3 separate regions of the Mus musculus genome follow, and regions 2 and 3 are each linked to region 1. Evidence: chromatin loops called from intact Hi-C (ENCODE). Cell type or tissue: heart. All regions are shown on one strand.

Evidence for each region. Peaks named below come from ENCODE experiments on the same cell type or tissue, not always from the same donor. Only the 100,000 strongest peaks of a DNase experiment are listed, where the experiment ranks them.
Region 2: it touches region 1 in a loop (3-fold over the local background); 13 of 42 quality-filtered maps call a loop at or near these places.
Region 3: it touches region 1 in a loop (6-fold over the local background); 18 of 42 quality-filtered maps call a loop at or near these places.

Annotation. Positions count from the first base shown.
Region 1 is chr11:115,481,587-115,486,586 of GRCm38, reverse strand. The region is part of intron 2 of Armc7 (armadillo repeat containing 7); the gene reads right to left. Among named protein-coding and RNA genes, the nearest start is that of Nt5c, 7.7 kb to the left of the region's middle. In heart, no CTCF peak of the experiment used is centred here; a DNase peak (open chromatin) is centred at 2,912; H3K27ac peaks cover 376 bases.
Region 2 is chr11:115,610,645-115,615,644 of GRCm38, reverse strand. Mif4gd (MIF4G domain containing) reads left to right here and starts at 2,676. Exons shown (of 6, transcript NM_001243584.1): 1 at 2,676-2,860; 2 at 3,611-3,742. The coding sequence starts at 3,661. Slc25a19 (solute carrier family 25 (mitochondrial thiamine pyrophosphate carrier), member 19) reads left to right here. Exons shown (of 7, transcript NM_026071.3): 7 at 54-1,464. The coding sequence ends at 236. In heart, CTCF peaks have their summits at 2,944, 3,192 and 3,469; DNase peaks (open chromatin) are centred at 54, 2,144, 2,684, 3,324 and 4 weaker places; H3K4me3 peaks cover 2,465 bases; H3K27ac peaks cover 2,648 bases.
Region 3 is chr11:115,535,910-115,540,909 of GRCm38, reverse strand. It overlaps Sumo2 (small ubiquitin-like modifier 2), which reads left to right and starts at 4,680. Exons shown (of 4, transcript NM_133354.2): 1 at 4,680-4,812. The coding sequence starts at 4,792. In heart, CTCF peaks have their summits at 2,584 (motif pointing right) and 4,818; a DNase peak (open chromatin) is centred at 4,569; H3K4me3 peaks cover 1,101 bases; H3K27ac peaks cover 1,344 bases.

The DNA of each region.
Region 1 (5,000 bases):
TGCAGTGGGTCCTGCCTGCAGTGTGTCCTGCCTGCAGTGTGTCCTGCCTGCAGTGTGTCCTGCCTGCAGTGTGTCCTGCCTGCAGTGTGTCCTGCCTGCAGTGTGTCCTGCCTGCAGTGTGTCCTGCCTGCAGTGTGTCCTGCCTGCAGTGTGTCCTGCCTGCAGTGTGTTCTGGGACAGGAGCCTAGCAGCATCACCATCAAAGAGAGCAAGGAGACTTCATGCAGAGTCTCCCAGGCAAGCGTCAGGTGGAGCCCAGAGGCACACAGAGATCAGGGAGCCTGCAGCCTCTGACCTAGGTCCTCTGCAGATGCTTGGCTGAGCTCCTGGTGCTCCTGTGGGAGTCCTGGGGGGAAGCAGGGCTTGCCCCGACTCTTGCCTACCGTGGGACCCTTTTTTGTCCTAGGGCTGCCTTGCCCAGCCTTGCCATGATGGCGTGTGCCTGCTCTTACTGCAGCTTGATATGCCGTGTTTGGTTGATGTCCCTAGGAGGCCTGCTCTTTTTGGATCTGGGAGAGAGAGAAGGTGGGAGGGAGAGACTCAGGAGAGGGGAGGAGGAGAAGGGAGAGGGGAGGGAGGGAAAACTGCCATAGGGATGAGAATATATAAAAGAATTTTTTTTTTTTAAAGATTTATTTATTTATTATATGTAAGTACACTGTAGCTTTCTTCAGACACTCCAGAAGAGGGCGTCAGATCTTGTTACAGATGGTTGTGAGCCACCATGTGGTTGCTGGGATTTGAACTTCAGACCTTCGGAAGAGCAGTCGGGTGCTCTTACCCACTGAGCCATCTCACCAGCCCCATAAAAGAATTTTTTAAGATTTAAAATATATTTTTAAAAGCTAGCTTTAGGACAGAGCTTGCATGATCTCACTTAAATAAGGACCGAAGCCATGTGAAAGCAATCCACAGGGACAAAGCTAAGAGCTGTGCCCACCTGGGGTATGTGGGAGAAACAAGACACAGCTTGACTAAGGAGCTGCTGGTGCACATGGGAGCACACCTTAATGGACTCAAGGATTAATTAAACTGCCACTTGTGTCCATTCATCAGACGCCCAGATAGTTACAAACCAGAAAGGGTGGACCGGGCGTGGCTGCGGTGGACGCTTGCGAGGGCTCCTGGGCTCCATCCTAGTACCACCAAAAAGAAAGAGAGGAGAGCAAGCCCTGACTAGCTGAAGAATTTGCTTTGGGCGGACAGAGATGGGGGCGGGGTGGAAGAGCTAGAGGCAAGAGGCAAAGGCTGGGCTCTGTTGGACACCAGTAACCATAGAAACCCCTGAAAGATGGAACCTGAGATGAGAGAGCTGGACTTGGAGAAACAGGCGACAAGTAGGAGCTGGTGCTGGGAAGGGCTCAAAGGGATTTCCTGGGGGTTAAAACGGTGGGCAGGCGGTGGGAGCGCATGGCTTTCATCCCAGCACTTGGGAGACAGCTAGATGCAGGCAGATCCCTGAGTTCAAGGCCAGCCTGGCCTACACAGAGAGACAAGAAAGTGAAAACAAAAATAAGGTGTCAGTGAGATTGCAGGTAAGGGTACCTGAGCATGCCTGGTAACCAAAGTCCAACTCAGGGACCCACGTTAGGGTGGGAGGAGAACACTGACTCCGCACAGTTGTCCTGTGACCCCCACATACATGCAATGGCATGTATACACGCCCCTCCCACATTACATGCACAATCATAATGCAATACATTTTTATAAAAAAATAAACAAAAAAGCCTCACTGGGCACTAATCTGTTCTTAGGTTTTACTTCAGCACCCTGAAAATGCTTGTTGCCGGCTGTGAGTAAGAGGAAAATACACACGAAACGTACTTCTATTGATGTATATATGCATGTATGCACATGATAAGGCCTTCCTGTGTAGCCCTGGAGGGCCTGGAATTCCTCCATGTAGACTAGGCTGGCCTTGAACTTCTGGAGATCCACTAGCCTCTGCCTCCCAATGCTGGGATTACATCATGGACCACCATGCTGGGATCACTTTCTTGAATTCTGGAAATCCTGTACCATACTGGTCAGCTGTGTCAATTAAAACACACATAACTGTTAGGCCTAAAATAAACCTGCTTTATCTCAAACTAGAAGAGACACTCTGCCTAGGGCTCCCAAGTAGCTGGGACTGTGTACACCCGACATTATACTTTACTGGAAAAGAAAATGACAGGGGCGGAGAGGTGCTTCAGAGGTTAAGCCTGACTGATCTTTAAGGGTCCAGGTTCAATTCAGCACCAACATGGCAGCTCACAACTGTCTATAGTACCAGTTCCAGGGGATCCAACACCCTCACACAGACACACACGCAGGCCAAACACCAAGCACACACACACACACACACACACACACACGAATGAATGAATGAATGAATGAATGAATGAATGAATGAGGAAAAACAACTCTCTTAAATGTCAAAGATATTATTAATTACAAGAGAAATACTTTAGGAGGCAAAGGCAGGCAGATCCCTGAGTTCAAGGCCAGCCTGGTTTACTGAGTGAGTTCCAGGACAGCCAGGGCTATACAGAGATACCCTGTCTCGAAAAAACAAACAAACAAACAAACAAACAAAAAAAGAGAAATACACTGTTGGTTTCCAAAGAGGCTGTAGAGAATTTAGCCATTGAGCACTGCTGCCCCCTGGTGGCAGTGACGTGTATCGCAAGATCTACGAAGCCAATTTAACCAGACTTCTCAGAGGAATGAATCCTGCTTTAGCAACAAATCTGTCAAAGTGCCCTGTGGCACCCTGAGGATCAGTTTTCAGAGAAGCAAAATCCTCCTGTGGTCTTTGCATCTGCATGTTGGCCTGGGATGGACAGGAGTACACGATGTTTTTAACCAGAGCTTCCGCTCCGTTCTTTTATTCACTCTTGAGTGTTACCCTGGCTTTAGAGCTGGTGTCTCAATCCATCCACTTCTCAGCCGAAGTCGCAATCACCAGCAGCTTTCTCGTGACTAAGACCACTGCCCAGTGGCTGCTAGTTCCTCTGTGAGCTTTGGGCACCACCAGGTGCAGCAGGCAAACTCCTAACTGCAGAGATGGGCGCAGCCAGGCTTCTCAGGGAGATCAGCACCGTAAGTGCTCCCACCAGGCGCTCCAAGGCGGACAGTGCTTTCAGCAGCAGAACAGGTGCTTGGCAGTGCTCCCCTCTTAGTGCCAGAGGCAGTCCAAGGTCGGAAATGACAACGGCCATTGAATCTGCATCCAGCTCCCACTGGGACTCTCCTCTTAAGTCACATATGACAAATACAAGAGCATCGAGATCGACACAGAGCCCCAGAGACAAAAGGCTGAGAGCTGGAGCCGCACTTGCACTTGAAACCTGAGATTTAGACTGTGTGAAGACGGCAGGAAAGGGAAAACAAAACAAAACAAAACAAAACAAAACAAAACAAAACAAAACAAAACAAAAAACAGTGGTGAAACAGACAGATCCTGGGGGCAACTGCCCAGAGCAGACCCAGTCTCCCATAGCGCCTCCAAGCTGGCAGAGGAGCATCTGAGGTGCCCTGTGCTGGCAACACTGCCTTCTGGGGCTGTCTGGAACCTGGAGGAACATCTCTGTGACTGGGCAGTTTTCTCCAGAGTCAACAGCCTACTGTAGAGAAGCTCTATGGCTCGCTCCCCAGCAGAAGCATGGCCACTGTCACCACTCAGAGGGCAACAACAGTGCGGCAGACTTGGCTTTTAAGACAGTGTAGCCTTGGCTGTCCTGGAACTCAGTCTGTAGACCAGGCTGGCCTTGAACTCACAAAAATCCAAATTTCTGTTTCCCAAGTGCTATGATTAAAGGTATGTACCACACAACCACCTGGTTTGTTTATTTGATGTATACGAGTACACTGTATCTCTCTTCAGGCACACTAGAAGAGGGCTTTGGATTCCATTAGATGGTTGTGAGCCACCACATGGTTGCTGGGAATTAAACTCAAGACCTCTGGAAGAACAGACAGTGCTCTTAACTGGTGAGCCATCTCTCCAACACCCTACTTTTTATTCTTTTAAACCACAGTACTCATTATGTAGATCCTAGCTAGCCTGGAACCTACAGAGATCCTCTGGCTCTGCACCCTGAGTGCTGGGACCACAGGGGTGCACTTGCAGAGGGTTCTAAGAAGGGGTCCTGTAAACTGAGGCTTGCCTCAGACTCATTATATAACTGAGGCTGACCATGAACTCCCGATCCTACTTCCTCCTACTCTGGGGCCGGTTTTAGATGCTTTAGATTATCTAGAATAGCATGCCTCTAGAAGAGCAGGGATCCAGAGCCAGTAAGATCTAGACAACTGGGCTCCCTTAGCCCAGGTACAGAGGGCCCCATAGGGATGTTCTGAAGACCCCTAGATTCCACCCAGAGCCCACCAATCTCCTTTCATCTGAGGCTCCATCCCTCAGCCTACAGCTGCACCAGCCTCTTCTGGGTCCTGCCGCCTACAGTGAATTCCCTCAGCATTGCACTTAACAGAGCATCTGCTTGTGGAGGCTGAGGCCAGATGGAATTTTTTTTTCTGTCGTTGGTTTTTTAAGACAGGGTTTCTCCATGTAGTCCCAGCTGGCCTTGAACTCATGGAGATCTACCTATCTTTATCTCCCAAGTGCCAGGATTAAAGACTTGGGCTCCCAGCCATAGCTGGGATTTCCATGTGTCTCAGAGCGCCTGCACTGAGAAAAGATGGGAGGCTCTGTATCCTAGTCCTGTATTCCACAAACATCAAGAAGAGTGCGGTGTCTCTGAAAACTCTAAATCACACTGTGATGTATTCAGAGATAAAAAGTGTCACTGAGCTGTTAAGCTATTCAACTGAGTCTCTGGGTTACAGGAAATGGAGGAGACAGAAGGAGGAGCTAAGTCACTGCTGCGTACACAGTAGCTCCCCACCACACGTGAGGCTGTAACACAGGTGGAGGGCTGGATGTGCTATGCACAGCCTACACATACACCTACCATTGTCACTTTATATCTCTGTGAACCAGGGCTCTCAGCACTGAC
Region 2 (5,000 bases), 130 kb before region 1:
AGTCGTGGTTTAGGTCCCTGCTTCCTCCTCAGCCTCCACCTTCCTCTCTCCAGGTGCGGAGCTACAGGGGCCTCCTGGACCTCACCCAGCAGGTACTACAGGAAGAAGGCACCCGGGGCTTCTTCAAGGGCCTGTCCCCCAGCCTGATGAAGGCTGCACTCTCCACTGGCTTCATGTTCTTCTGGTACGAGCTCTTCTGTAACCTCTTCCACTGCATAAGGAGGGAAGACAGATAGTTGTGAGGCAGGAGGGGCCTAAGGAGGGGCCCGACAAGACTTGGCTCTGAGCTCATACTGAACAATGGCTGCTGCCTGGTTGGCCTTCCAGGCCAGCTGCCGGGAGCATGAAGTCATCCGGAGCTGAAGGCAGAAGGACGCAAGGGCCTTCGCTGAACAGAAGGAAGAGAGAAGGGGGTGCTTGCACTGTAAAAAGAAGGCCTAGGTGGAGGAACCTGGTGCGCATGCGTCTCACCTCCGACCAGCCCAATCCAGAAGGAACTGGCCATCCTTTTTTGCAGTCCTGGCTTTGGGGAGAATGCTCCTAGTCCTGATAGGACCACACTGGAGTGCAGACGGGGCCGGGCTCTTTGCACAGTTCTAACCTATACAACTTGGTCTGCTCCTCCTACCAACTTATTTAATAGACATTAAAGTAAAACACGCATTCCTTGTGTCACTCCTATAGCTTAGGAACACATCCCATCTGAGGGAGGATGATGGGGGAGGGGCCTTTCTGGCTTGCAGCCCTGAGGTAGCCATGCTTGTCAGCTTAGGGGGAGAACCCTGTCATGTGGGTAGCTTCTGAACTCCCAGGCCCAAGCCTTTGTGCCTGTGAGGCTCCACAACAGGTCAGGGAGGAAACTGAGACAGAGGCGGTGAAGGGCAGACAGGAGTGGCTCCTCTCCTTCCCCTCCCACTGGAGTGCAGGGGCCATCACCAGCTCTGCACGCATGCTGCACACCATGTCCTCTAATCCCAGATGGGCCTCAGGCCCAGGGCATGGGATGTCCGACAGCCTGGTGAGGTGTGGTGGGCGCTGTAGGCAGAGCCAGGGATGCAGATGAAGAGGGAGCTTCCTGTTCACGAGAAGAATCACATGACTGCTGTCTTTCCCATGCTCGAGCCTAGTGGTGGGGTTGGTCTAAAGAAGGAAGGGAGGAGAGACTTCTTGACTTTGTGGGATTCCAGCCCCTGCCATAACTTGGATTGTAATGCCTGCTGGGAATGGCCCTGATCGTGAAAACTGGGGCTCTGCCCTGCCTGTCAGTTCCACTCTCCCCTCTGTGGTCCACTGTAGCCCTCCCCTAGTGGTTCACTTTTCTGATCTTGGCTCCTGATTCTGAAGACCCAGGGTCACTTGGGAGGGCTTCTGAGATGGGTGGCCCGTTGGCTTCCTGGGCTTGGAGCAGCAGAAGTGTTTTGTGACCCTATTGCTGGAGAGATGTGAATAAATTTATATACCAGAGGAGAAGCTGACTGCAGACCATTGTAAGGATACTACTTGTTTCTTCTACTGCTATGATAAACACCATGACCAAAAAGCAAGTTGGAGAGGGAAGGGTTTATTCAGCTTACACTTCCACATCACTGTTCATCACCAAAGGAAGTCAGGACAGGAACTCAAGCAGGGCAGGAACCTGGAGCCAGGAGCTGGAGGTCATGGAGGGAGCTGCTTACTGGCTTGCTCAGCCTGGACCATCAGTCCAAGGATGGCACCATCCACAATGGGCTGGGCCCTTCCCCATCAATGACTAATTACAAAAGTGCTCCACAGGCAGTAGGAGTTTATGGAGGCATTTTCTTAGTTGAGGCTCCCTCCTTTCAAATGACTTTAGTTTGTGTCAACTTGACATAAAACTATCCAGCACATTACCAAAGTCCAATTGGGAGTTACAGGAGCAGAAATGACTCAAAGACAGGGACATTACCCAAAGCTCAGCCTAGCATTGCTGAACTCATGAAAGCTGGGATCATGGAGCACAGTGCAGTCTGCAGGCAGCCCAACAGATTGGAGAGACCTCCAGGCAGCTCAGTTGGTCCCAGCCTATCTTCAGGTCAACTGGAGCAGTCTCAAGAGTACACTGGGCAGCCCAGCTCAAGCTGCTGTTTCCACAGGGTGTGCTAGCTCGAGCCTTTTTAGGCCACTTAGCTCGTCTGAGTGCAATTCGGCAATCCTCGCTGCTTTTACATTCTTAGTAGGGAGGGGCTTCCAGGAGCCTGTGAGTTGTTCACTTCCCCTACTTAAAACATCCTGTGTCTTAATGCGCCTCCCTGCGTGGTGGGATGTTGTTTCTCCTTTATCTTAACCTGGAAGATTCAGGGTCGGCTGTCTGATTTTTTTTTTTTTTAAGAAGTCTTATCGACGTAAATTCCGTGCTCCTCATTTCCCCGCCCTCAGGAGCTTCTCGAGCTTTTTGGTACTATCACCCTGAGCGCTGTGGCAAACTCTTAAAGCAGCTGAGAGCTTTGGCTCCTGGTCCCTCGTGCGCAGCAGTGTTGCTCCCGATTCCCCCTAGGAAAGACCCAGGGCCCTTTATCTTGGCTGCTCCTTTGGTTTAAAACTTATTTTACAGTGAGTGGCAGGAGAGGGAGTTGCCAGAGTGTGCCCCAGCCCTTGCACTCCGCTTTAACCGGCCAAACCCCAGAAGACTACGCCCCTCCCCCCGAATAGGCCACGCCTTCCCGAAGCTCCTCCCACGCTGCCCGGCCGGGGAGAGTCTGACCTAGTTCACCTGAGCGGGGCAAGGGATATGGTGACCCCGGCGCGGGGTGCGACCTGGCAAGACCAACAACTTCACGCAAAACGCAGGGAGGGTCCGGCCCAGCGCTCGGAGGCTTTCGTGGTCAGAAACAAGGCGGAGGTGCGCCGGGTGGGAAGGGGACAGGGGCCGGTGAGCTTTCAGCGCGCGACGGTGGCGGTGTCGCAGTTGTCGGGTGCCGATCCGTCTCCGCGCCAAGCGAGGGAGCGGCCCGGGGCGGCGGCGGGGTGCGGAGGCGAGGGCGAGTCGTGGCCGGTAGGCGGCGCTAGCGAGTCGCCCTGGCGCCGCCGCCGCCGCCGCCGCCGCCGCGCGGTACCACGCCGGGCGCGCGCCGCGCGGCGCCCCAGACGCAGGCGCGGGCCAGCCCTGGCCCAACGGCTGCAGGGGTGGACGGACTGGAAACGCTGGGAGAGAGGGGCTCGGAGCCCTGCTGGTATCAGGATCTGCGGCTTGGACTGAGCCAGCGTCCTCCGTGCTAGACGATAAAGGCGAGCCTGACGTTTACACCCAGTTCAGTATTTGCACCCCGAAATTTACCCTGATACTGACTGTATCAGATCCCAGATCTGGGATAACTCAGATCCCGCTGGGACCGTAGGTGAATTCCCGCTTCACTTCTCAGATGTAACCCCAGAAGCCTGGGTTTCCTTCAGCTGAGCAGCAGGTGGCCACTTGGTGCTCAACTACTCCACCCGAAGCCAAGTTTGGTGGGCACTCAGCCAAGCACTGAACGCGACAGAAAGTCCAGTTCCACCCGTCCCAAGGCCTGGTCTGCCCGGCCCAGTGCCTACAGGGCTAGAATCGGGAGCTTTGTGATTCACCCTTGAAGCCTCAACCGTCTTTGCTTCTCAGGTGCTGTCCTTAGTTTCAGGCCAGTGAAAACCTGCCGGGCTTAGACCGTCATGAGCGAGGCCAGTAGAGATGATTATAAAATCCAGTCTTTTGATGCAGAGACGCAGCAGCTGCTGAAGACCGCGCTCAAAGGTGAGCCTCCCACCCACCACTTATTTTGTGTCAAGTTGACATAAAACTATCCAGCACGCTACCAGAGTCCGACTTGAGGTTCCCATGCATATTCCATTTGGGTAAGAGCCGCACTGGGGGCTGAAGCCCAGAGCCAGGCAGTGCCCAAGCCCTTCTTGGCTCTCAGAAAGTAAGTCACAACCTAATTCTCACCACATTTAAGCCAGTAGATTGGAGAATGAATCACAGAGTTAGATCTAAGATCATAAAGCCTTTAAGTACCCATGAAAGAGAACACTGCTTTCTCTTTAAAGGCTTTGCATTTGGTGCAGTCAGCACCCTTGAATGTACAGAGATGCCTGGTTTGGAGAATCAGCCTGGCAGAGGGGATATGTAATTGCCTGGCCCTTCCGTTGTAACACTCACGACAGAAGTTTGACAGGACAATTAGCAATTGCCGTCATGTGCTAAGCTAAACATTTTGGAGACGTCTCCATGCCTGTAATCCCAGCAGATTACAGAGGTAGGAGAATTAGCACAAATTCAAGGCCAAATTGCTCAACACAGACTGTGCCTGTGGGAGGAGAGATGGCCCAGTGATTTAGAGCATTTGCGTGCTGTTCTCCTTTAACCCCAGCAAGCAGGAGGCACGATAGCTGGCTACACAGTGAGATGCTGTCACCAAAACAAAACACAACAGAAAGCCATAAAGAACACTTGACTTGCAGAGGACCTTGAGAGGTTCAAGACCATTGATAGCTCAGTTCTCAGGATCCCGTGCTATCCTCTATCTCCGGCAAACACATGGCATGCATATATACATGTAAGAAAATATTCATACATATGACATGAATGAACCTAAAAAAAAAATTACATGGTGAGCTTGAGGCCAGCCAGAGCAAAACAAGACTATCTCAAAAAAAAAAAAAAAAAAAAAAAGTAGAAGCCTTGGCATTCAGTGTACGCCATCAAGGCAGTGCTAGAAAATAAAAGACGTGTAGCCTAAGAAACTACACTTGTGCTTTGGTCTCCTGCAGCCTCCTAATCTTACAGTCATTGATTTATTGGCACAGGATCTCTCCCTGGCTGGCCTACATCTCTCCCTGGCCTGCCTCTTCTACCTAAGTATTGGGATAAAAGGTTTACACCATTCCATGCAGAGTACAAATTGTTTTTTTATAAAGTTTTTTTTTAAAGGTTATTTATTATATGTAAGTACATTGTCACTGTCTTGAGACACACCAGAAGAGGGAGTCAGATCTCGTTAAGGATAGTTGTG
Region 3 (5,000 bases), 54 kb before region 1:
TCTTTCAAAGGTGCTGAGTTCAATTTTGGCAACCACATGGTGGCTCATAACCATCTCTAAATGGGTTAAAATGCCGTCTTCTGGTGTCTCTGAGGAGAGCAACAGTGTATATATAAAACAAAACAAAGGGAAAAAAAAAAGCCTTTGTCTTGAAAAACAACAAAACAAAACCATTAAGAAAGGCCCTCTCAGGGCTGGTGAGATGGCTCAGTGGGTAAGAGCACCAGACTGTTCTTCCGAAGGTCTGAAGTTCAAATCCCAGCAACCACATGGTGGCTCACAACCATCTGTAACAAGATCTGACGCCCTCTTCTGGAGTGTCTGAAGACAGCTACAGTGTACTTACATATAATAAATAAATAAATCTTTAAAAAGAAAAAAAGAAAGACCCCTGCCTGCCCCCCCACCCCGACTGTGAGTTATTAGAACTTTCATCTTTATTTGCATTTCTTTGTATCTCAAATGCCAATAAGATCTTACATATAGTAATAATTTCTTTCTTTTTTGTTTTTGTTTTGTTTTGTTGGTGTTTCAAGACAGGTTGTTTTTTGTTTTGTTTTGTCTTTGTTTTGAGACAGGGTTTCTCTGTATAGCCCTGGCTGTCCTGGAACTCACTTTGTAGACCAGGCTGGCCTTGAACTCAGAAATCCTCCTGCCTCTGCCTCCCGAGTGCTGGGATTAAAGGTGTGCGCCACTAAACCCGGCTCAAGACAGGGTTTTTTTTCTTTACCATATATATATGGCAAATAGACATTAACTTTTTTTTAGTTCTTTTTTAAAAAGATTTATTTATTATTATACATAGGTACACTATAGCTGGCTTCAGACCCATCAGAAGAGTGTGTCAGATCTCATTATAGATGGTTGTGAGCCACCATGTGGTTGCTGGGATTTGAACTCAGGACCTTTGGAAGAACAGTCAGTGCTCTGACCCACTGAGTCATCTCACCAGCCCTAACTGGTTTTTTTTTTTTTTTTTTTTAAGTCAGGGTTTATAGCCCTGTAGACCAGGCTGGCCTTGAACTCACAAAGATCTGCCTGCTTCTGCCTTCTTAGATCTTCTTAATCCCTGGCTTCTTAGATCTTCTTAATCCCTGGCTCTTATTGTAACTCTTGCTGACCTGGAAGACATTATGTAGACCAGAGAGATTCTCTGCTTTGTGAATGCTGGGATTAAACGTGAGGATACCTAGAACTATCTAAAGTGAAGTTTTTGTTTTGTTTTGTTGGTGTTTCAAGACAGGTTGTTTTTTGTTTTGTTTTGTCTTTGTTTTGAGACAGGGTTTCTCTGTATAGCCCTGGCTGTCCTGGAACTCACTTTGTAGACCAGGCTGGCCTTGAACTCAGAAATCCTCCTGCCTCTGCCTCCCGAGTGCTGGGATTAAAGGTGTGCGCCACTAAACCCGGCTCAAGACAGGGTTTTTTTTTGTTTGTTTGTTTTTTGTTTTTTTTTTAAGATTTATTTATTATTATATGTAAGTACACTGTAGCTGTCTTCAGACACACCAGAAGGGGGAGTCAGATCTTGTTACGGATGGTTGTGAGCCACCATGTGGTTGCTGGGATTTGAACTCTGGACCTTCGGAAGAGCAGTCGGGCGCTCTTACCCACTGAGCCATCTCACCAGCCCTCAAGACAGGGTTTTGTTTCTGTAGTTGGTTAGGTAGTTGGTTAACCTGCTCTAATCTCCCTGGCGGCTGGTGGCAGGAGTTCCTTGCTTCTGGCCTAATGTGTGGATTCTTGAATGAAAGACACAGACATACACACACACACACACACATGTATGTAGCCTTATATTTAATACAACTTAATCCCTCAATGGCCGGGCTATTCCCAAACTTCCAAGTTGCTACCCCCATACTCCTGAATTATTAAGATCTATATTCCATCTTTGCTACCCTAGACTCAATGGGGGGGCACCCCTGGGGCCCCTCTTTCCAAGTGCTTAGATGGTTGTATGCTTTCCCTTCAGGGGCTCTCCAGCCTGGATCTCACCCCCCTCCCCGCCATGGCGATTCTGAGATTCTGTCTCTTTGTCTGTCCCCTGGGAATCCTAAAGAGTTCCTCTCACCTCTGTCTCTCTCCCCAGCCATTTGCTGCTGGCAAGTTTATTCACCAATCAGAACCAGCTGGAGGCAGGGTCCCTTGGTGTCTCACATGCTGGATTCTCATTCCATGTTGGGAACCCATAATGCAAGCATTAATACAAATCAGTGACAGGGTCTCTCTGTGTAGTCCTGGCTGTCCTTGAACTCAGACATCCACCCATCACTGCTCCCTGAGGGCTGGGATTGAAGGCCTGTGAGGCACCACTGCCCGGCAAAATGAAGTATTTTAGTTAATTAGGATTTACTAAGGTTGATGTGCATCAGGGACATAGGCTTAGAGCTATTTAGAAGCCATAGCTTTGGGGGCTGGAGAGATGGCTCAGTGGTAAAGATTACTGACTGCTCTTCCAGAGGTCCTGAGTTCAATTCCCAGCAACTACATGGTGGCTTTGTGTCTGAAGCTACAGTGTATTCATAAGCATTCATCTTTCTTAAGATTTATTTATTATTATATCTAAGTACATTGTAGCTGTCTTCAGATGCACCAGAAGAGGGCGTCAGATCTCATTATGGATGGTTGTGAGCCACCATGTGGTTGTTGGGACTTGATTTAAAAAAAAAAAGTCACAGCTTTGGGGCTGGTGAGATGCTTCCTTGTTAGAAAGTCTGATAAGCTGACTTTAGTCCCTAGAACCAACAAAATGGAAGAAAAGACCAAAGCCTACAAGTTACCCTCTGACCTCCAGATGGGCACACAAAGACAGGGTCTCACTGTGTAGCCTTGGCTGTCAGCCTATCTGGAATACGCAAATACACACAGATCTGTTTATCTTGCTTTCCTAGTGTAGGGATTAAAATGACTTGTGTCACTAGGCCCCGCCCAAAAGAAGGAATTTTTCTTTTTCTTTTATTTATTTATTCATTTATTTATTTATTTATTTTTGGTTTTTCGAGACAGGGTTTCTCTGTGTTGCCCTGTCTGTCTTCTTTTTAATTTTTATCTTTTTGTTTTTGTTTCTCAAAACAGGGTTTCTTTGTGTAGCCCTGGCTTTTCTGGAACTCAGTCTGTAGACCTGTCCGGCCTAGAGCACAGAGACCCACCTGCCTCTGCCTCCCTAGTGCTGGGATTAAACACCTATGCCACCACAGACATGCAAGGAGGATTAAAAAAAAAGTTAGAAAAGGAGAGTTTAGAAAGTAGATGATATTGGAAGGGATTCATACGTCCCTGTAGAGGAAATATAGTAATTTTTAAAAGTCTATACTAGCTGCAGTGGTGGCACATGCCTTTAATCCCAGCACTTGGGAGGCAGAGGCAGGGGGATTTCTGAATTTGAGGCCAGGCTGGTCTACAGAGTGAGTTCTAGGACAGCCAATGCTATACAGAGAAACCCTGTCTCGAAAAACCAAAAAAAAAAAAAAAAAAAACAAAAAAACAAAAAAACCCAAAAACCAGAAAAAGTCTGTACTAAAACTCAAAGAAACAATTAAAATAAAGTTTAATAAAGAAAAAAAGATTAAGGTGTGCTACCACTGGCCTAAGGTGACAGAAAAAAAAAGCCTGTTTTGTGCAGAGTCGAAGGGAGTTGAGTAGGGGTGAGAAACGGGACGTATTACTGGTTTCAGCAAAGGTGACCTTGTGGAGAGTTCTAGTGGAGCTAAGAGGACAACAACAGATTGCAGTGGATTGAGGAGTGAGTGGGAGTTGAGGGGGTGGAGCAGCTGGCATGGGCATTTTTTCAAGCTGTTTGGTCGAGAAGAAGCACTATGGTGGTAATGTAATCGTGGTATTTCCCCCCTCTGTGGGAACACAGTAGTAGAAGAAAATACAGGGGTACAGGAAATAAAAACACCAAGTGAGAGCCACAGGGTGGCATGCACAGCAGAGGGCAGGATTTTCTTCAAATGCGAGGATCCTACTCCTACTTTGTACTGGATTAAGGGACGAAATGATTGATGGGCCCGTGAGCTTCAGGTTGGGTCGGCTCCCCTGATGGACTGTGTTCTCTGGAAGTTGGGAGGCAGGCCACAAGCAAGGAATCCTTTGAGTGGCTATAAGAACAGTTTTCCACAGCAAGAGTAGGGTTCCCAACAGGTTGGAAGACATTTGAGGCTCCCGGGTGGGAAGCTGGTTGATGGGGAAGGACGAAGGGACTGGGAAGTTTGATGTGCAGGGGGGAGTTGCATTTGTCCTACTGAACAGGAGTTTTTCTCACAACCCGCTGCTGCTTTTTTGATGGAGATGCCCCCTTCTACGTGGAGTTGGCCTTCCGTTCTCGACCTAGGCTCACCCCACGTCTAAGGCCACGCGCCTTCCTGTCCTCGCCGAGGACCAGCTGGAAGCCATTTTGATTATGCTCCACCAAAGAAGGAGGACAATACAGCCCCGCCCAGAGCCAGGCGCGCCCCCGCGGCGGGACTGGTGCGCGTGTCCGCGCCTCTTCCCGCCGACCTGGCGGGCGCCTGGCCCAGGCGGCGGAGGCGCGGGCCGTGGGGGGGAGGAGGAGGGGTGGTTATGTAAGCGTTGCGCGCTCCCGCGAAGCGGCAGCCAATGAGAAGCCCCGGATGCTCGTGCTCGCGCACGCAGGGCGGGGGGAGGGAAGCGCACGACGTGCGCGCGCCCTCTGCCTCGTCCACCGCTGCCGCCTCCTCCTGCCGCTCCTGGTGCTGCTTGTGCGCTCCCTCAGTGCGGACCCGGTGCCTCTTTTGTGAAGCGGCAGCTGAGGAGACTCCGGCGCTCGCCATGGCCGACGAGAAACCCAAGGTGAGCTCGCGGCGGCCGGCTGCGCCTCACCGTGCGGACCGGTGGGTGGCGCGGCCCGGGGTCCGGCCGAAGCCCGCCGCGGGCTTCCCTGCCTGCCCGGGGCCCCCCACGGGGCCAGCGGCGGCTCAGGCCCGGCGCTCCGCGCCATTTTCCTCTCTCGCTCTCTTCCTCCCGCCCGCGCCCGAGGA